2 separate regions of the Homo sapiens genome follow, and region 2 is linked to region 1. Evidence: read pairs that join two places in POLR2A ChIA-PET (ENCODE). Cell type or tissue: PC-3. All regions are shown on one strand. Each heading gives the region's core, and the rest is flanking DNA. Links, peaks and the distances in the headings are about the cores only. Region 1 overlaps PPP1R12B (protein phosphatase 1 regulatory subunit 12B). Region 2 overlaps PPP1R12B (protein phosphatase 1 regulatory subunit 12B).

The links. Peaks named below come from ENCODE experiments on the same cell type or tissue, not always from the same donor. Only the 100,000 strongest peaks of a DNase experiment are listed, where the experiment ranks them.
Region 2: POLR2A ChIA-PET joins it to region 1 with 7 read pairs; 2 of 35 experiments call an interaction of 5 or more read pairs at or near these places.

Annotation. Positions count from the first base shown.
Region 1 is chr1:202,378,803-202,381,614 of GRCh38, forward strand. The region is part of intron 1 of PPP1R12B (protein phosphatase 1 regulatory subunit 12B); the gene reads left to right. Among named protein-coding and RNA genes, the nearest start is that of PPP1R12B, 32 kb to the left of the region's middle. RefSeq lists enhancers at 1-482, 1,019-1,549. In PC-3, for the core only: a CTCF peak has its summit at 1,601; a DNase peak (open chromatin) is centred at 1,429; H3K27ac peaks cover 1,337 bases.
Region 2 is chr1:202,445,814-202,448,625 of GRCh38, forward strand. The region is part of intron 12 of PPP1R12B (protein phosphatase 1 regulatory subunit 12B); the gene reads left to right. Among named protein-coding and RNA genes, the nearest start is that of PPP1R12B, 99 kb to the left of the region's middle. In PC-3, for the core only: no CTCF peak of the experiment used is centred there; no DNase peak of the experiment used is centred there.

The DNA.
Region 1 (2,812 bases), core at 71-2,570:
AGCATTTTATAACGTTTTATCTACTTGATCTCCATATGAATTAAAACGCTTATTCTTTGGCTTCCAAAACAATGCTTTTTTTCCCCTCAGATCCTCTTCTTACCTCCTGAATCACTCTTCTGCTCACGATTCCTCTTCCATTGCCCACTCTTTGCCCAGATTTCTACCCCAACCCACTTTCTCTATATTCTTTCGTCTTTGTAACCTTACCCACTCCCATGGCCTCATCCCTCATTATGTACTAATGATGTCGAGATCTGTCTGACCCTGACCTGTTTAGACTTGACTTTTTTCCTGGACTCAAGATATGCATTTCCAGCTGCCCATTAGACATCTTGATGTAGATGTCTTACAGGTTTCTCTCGGTCTCAGTATTTCCAGAGCAAAATTGTTCTCATCCTATCACAAAATTTGTTGCTCCTCCTGTTTTCTCTTCTTGAAAAGAAATATCATCAGCCACTCAGTCATTTAAGTCATTGATTCCCAATTGACTGCATGAGAATCACCTGGGGGCACATGTTAACAATAGAGGCTGCTGAACTGTATCCTCCAAAGAGCCTGATTCATTAGGTCTATGGTAGGACCCAGGAATCTTTTATTCTGATGCTTATCCAAGTTTGGAAATCACTGATGAAAACTGATTTGCTCCCTCCGTCCCCATCTCCACCGTCTACTGAGTTACCAGGACTTGTCAGTTCTATCTGTGTAATGTCTCATAACTCTGTCTTCTTGTCTCCATTTACACTGCTAGTATTCTAGTTGAGACTGTCATCTTTATGGGAACTTGTAGGTACATAGTAGGTATTTTTAAAATTCTTGTTGAATAAATGAATGCATGATTGCCATAGTCTGCCATAGGTCTATTTTTTCCCCTAATTTCACATCTTTACAGTCTATTTCTAATAGTACCTTGTTATTTTTAAAATACCAATCTAATGATATAACTTTTCTTTAAAAAACAATCCATCATTGGCTTTCGAGCTTGGTTATACATCAGAATACTCATTAAATGCAGATTCTGTCTGTTTAAGAATGAGGACAATTAAAGAAAAATACAGATGCCTGAGCCCCAACTCTGGAAATTTCAATTTAGTAGATCTGGAGTACAGCACAGGAATCTGTATTTTTACCAGGTATCCCAGAGATTCTGATGCAATTTTGCATTTTGAAGCCATTCACATGCAGAGTAAAAACGCATATAAAATGCTTTCAACCTGTCTTACCAGTTTTTTTCCCTACCATTCCTCAACCTCATTCACATACCTTCTCATTTGTTATTTGCCATCTCCTGAGCACTCCATGAACTTTTTGTTCATACCGTTCTCTTTGCTTAACTGCTCCTGCTCCCCTTCTATGCCTCGTAAAACCCTCCTAATCACTTCAAGGCTTGGCTCAGGTGTCACCTCCTCTGTGAAGTTCTACCCTGTCAGGATTTATTCATCCTTCCTTCTTGTTCTCATGATACGTTGTTGCTGGTTTAGCAAACCACAGGTGATATTATCTTACACAAACAACAAGTTGTTCTGTGGCAGGCAGAAGACTCAGGAGGTGAAGGAGTTTCATTATTTACCTAGAGTTTCCAGCCCAGGGCTGCTGTTGCCCTAGTGGAGAGTTTTATAAAATGGTTTTGATATGACCTGTGAGTAAAGAAGAAAATGTGTTTGAAACAATTTCTGTGAACATGATTTGAACTTTGGGTTATTGTATTTGTTTCTTATCCATTTTAGAGTGAATGTTCAAGCTGTATACCCACCTCTTCCCCTGAGAGTAGAGCCCTGAAGCTTTATATTCTCAACACCCCCCCCATTCCTTGGCTCTGTCTTCTCAGTGTCAATAGATACCTTCTCTCTTCTTCGCTGTTGCCTGCTTTGGTTACAGATTCCAGAGCTTTTCCTGACTTTTCTGGTAAATTATTACTCTGAACTTGAGTGTATCCCTTTGAAGATCTCCTGTGCTTGTACCAAACAAATGATTGTGTATATGCCTTTTGAATTCTTCATATTTGAGTCATGCTCTGTTCTAACACTTGAAGTATTAAAATCTCAAGTATCTATAGTGTAGTCTTTGAAAGTCACTGTCTTTTGATCAAGTGTTCATGCGGTTGTTAGGGTAATTAATTGGATTGCACTGATAGTGCTAGAATTTATAAAGCAATTACTTCCTTTACTAATGACTACCCACGTTCTCTTTCTTATTCATAGATGCTCTCTCTTATTGACGTGTACATAAATTGTATCTCAATAGCATTCCGGGATTTTTATACATATACATTTCTCATATAAATGTGTCTGTATTCCCTTGCACACACACATTCCATACATACATATGTGTACATACATACGTACTTTTCAGATTATTGAAATCCCCAAAGGACCTCAAGGTTATTTGGAATTATTCAGTGTAAGAACAATAACTCTATTTCTTCTCTGAATTTCAGTGGGGGCAAGAGTCCCTAGTGATTATCTATCTTACCCTTAGAGAAAAAGGAAGAAAAGGGAAAGAAAAAAAAGGACCTTTTGGTTTGACCTGATCTAGATATCTGAGTATTTTTCCTTTGTATTGATGAGCGTGGGAGTGGTTTTGATGAGCTTTGGGGTGTGTGTGTGTGTGTGTGTGTGTGTGTGTGTGTGTGTGTATCATCCCTCAACTGCCTCCTCCAGCCTAGGCCAAGACTACTCATGGAGCAGTCCTTTCTAGACAGGTAACTGCTCATCCTGGCTTTCAATTATGACATAGGAAAATTTCCATCAGTGTTTTTCCTAAGCTAATAGGGACCCACATCTAGCTACTGGCATATTCAACTCTAAGAGCT
Region 2 (2,812 bases), core at 73-2,572, 67 kb after region 1:
AGAATGTTACTGTGAAAGTACATTAGGACTTTAGCTGTAGTTTTAACTGTGGCTTTTAATCCTTTATGTGTGCTGGCAAAGGGTCTCTTTTTTTTGGGTCTGTGTCTACAACTGATAAAGAAAATGAAAAAAATCTTAATGATAGTGTTGTTGCAGGAACACCAGTGATGGTGCTTGATTGATATTTGTCAGTTTACTAGATTTCTTTCCCTAAAATAAGCGGTAATCATTAATTCAGCCAGGAGGGAAGGGTTTATGATGGATTATTAATAATAATACTGTATAATTATAGGTAAATTTATTAGGTCCTTATAATAATCCAGTTGCATAGACATGTTAACTATTATCACCATAGCTGAAGAAACAAACATAGAGAGGTTATTATTACTATATTATATTACTCTCTCTCTCTCTCTCTCTCTCTATATATATATATATATATATTTTTTTTTTTTTTTGAGATGGAATATCGCTCTGTCACCCAGGCTGGAGTGCAGTGGTGCAGTCTTGGCTGACTGCAACCTTCACCTCCCGGGCTCGAGCAATTCTTCTGCCTCAGCCTCCCGAGTAGCTGGGACTACAGGCGCATGCCACCATACCCGGCTAATTTTTTGTATTTTTAGTAGAGACGGGGTTTCACCGTGTTATCCAGGATGAGGATGATCTCTATCTCCTGACCTCATGATCCGCCCACTTCGGCCTCCCAAAGTGCTAAGATTACAGGCGAGAGCCACTGCACCCGGCCGTATTACTATATTTTACATATATAATATTATATATTATATAATAATACTATATTGCTATTACTATAACTATTAAGAGCTGCAACTGAGAGAAAATAATTACAGCTGCCATTTGTTGGACCCCATTATGTGACAGGCATTTGGTTGGCTATTATACTGGGATTTAGTTTGCTCATATGTAACGATAAATCTAAATAGTAGTGGCTTAAATAAGGTAAAGGTTTTTTTTTTTTTCTTGCACTTAAGAAAGTCCAGAAATATGCAGAGCTGGCTTAGTAGCTCCACAGTCATTAAAGGATCCAGGTTCTTTCGCTCCACAGTTCTTGCATCATGGCTGCCATTTCCATGGGTTGCCTGATGGTCCAGAATAACTGCTGAAGCTATAGCTATCATGGCTGTACTCTAGGGAAGAAGGAAGAGGAAAGAAGGAAGCAGACAAAGAAAAAATGCTTCTGAACTGAGAATTTTCCCAGAAGTACTAGTTGTCTGCATATGTCTCATTGGATACCTCTAGTGGCCAGGAGACTTTGAGAAGTGTGGACTTTTAACTAGGTATATTGCTGCCCTCAATGATATAGGGATTCAGTTCATAAAGAAGAAAGGGACAATGGATATGGGTTAGACAACTAGCTGTCTCATGCATACATATATCATCTATTCTCTTATAATGAGCCCCCTATTATATGAAGTATTATTTTATAGACGAGGAAACTCAGACCAAATGGTTAATCATCTGCCCAAGGTCACACAGCTAGTGAGGGCCTGAGATAGGATTTGAACTCAGATTTGTACATTTCAAAGCTCTTACCTATTTTGTCACTGTTTGTATCTGCTGAGTTTATATTTTATTCTGGGTACTATTTTAGGTGTCCTGCAGACATTATTTTATTTAATCATTAGAAGAACCCTGTATTTTAAGGTGCCACTATCTCTATTTTATCAATGAAGAAGAGATCAGAGAGTCTACATTTAAGCAAATGTTGTGTTTCCAAAGCCCATATTTATCCTACTCCATTGCATATCCTCTGATCTCTGCTCTAGGGCTGTTCTTATTCTAACAATCTACTTGTAAAATTACACTGCATTTCAAAATAATAGTAAAAGTCCTATTATGTAATTTAATAAAATAAAATCCTTGGCATTTCAAAAGCATAAGAAATTACAGTGAGACCAAAACATGTTAGTAACCTAAAAAGAACTTCAGGTAAGGTTTGGTTAAGTGTAATTTTTTATAGCTGTGTGTCTAGCTAATTTTATTAGTACTTCCTATAGATTCGTATCTTGTAAGTCTGAGGAATTTTTTGCCTTTTCTTTTTTTGTTAAAAAAGACTATAAAATTTCACCTTTTTTCTTAGTCATTAATTGCTTCTGGAGAAGTAGCATGTGTTTTTTTAGATATTACATGTATCTTTTAAAATATTCTGCCTTTATGTTTGTATCTAGGTACCATATTTATATTTTTATGTTTTTATTATTTTTTTTCAAGCTTGTAATTTGATTATTTGGAAGTAAGCTTAGAGCTACCCGTGAACATTTCTGCTAATAATTGTGAGTAGGTGAAAAAAATAGATTTTTAATATTTGTGCTTTTCATTGCTTTCTCCATCTCTGTATCAGTTTTGGACCTCTGTTACCCCAGCAACAGCTGTGACATCACAAATGATAGCTTTTTGGGTGGAGAGCCAATGGTTGCTCCCAACTCTTCGATAAGAAACAAAGGTCTTGTTTTCATGTAAATGAGTTTAATTATACAGCTTGCTGTTGAAAAGTCTGTGGTTAAGGATACTTATAGAATCCGGTTTGGTTTTTGTTTCAATTTCTCACTTTTGCAGTTATGAATATAGACAATTAGGCATTTGGTTAAATGGGAAGAGAGAGCAGTTGCTGAATTAGGTGAGGGAGAACTAAGCATACTGAGACTGTAGAGTATCAGTTGTCTCTGGATAATCCAAGAAGATGGTCATCAAATCTAGGCTGAGGACTACCACAAAGACTCCCACTGCCAAGAATTAAGGAACAGGTGGAGACTAATATTGTAAGTGACTTTAATGTCTTTTTCTTGTGTAGAGA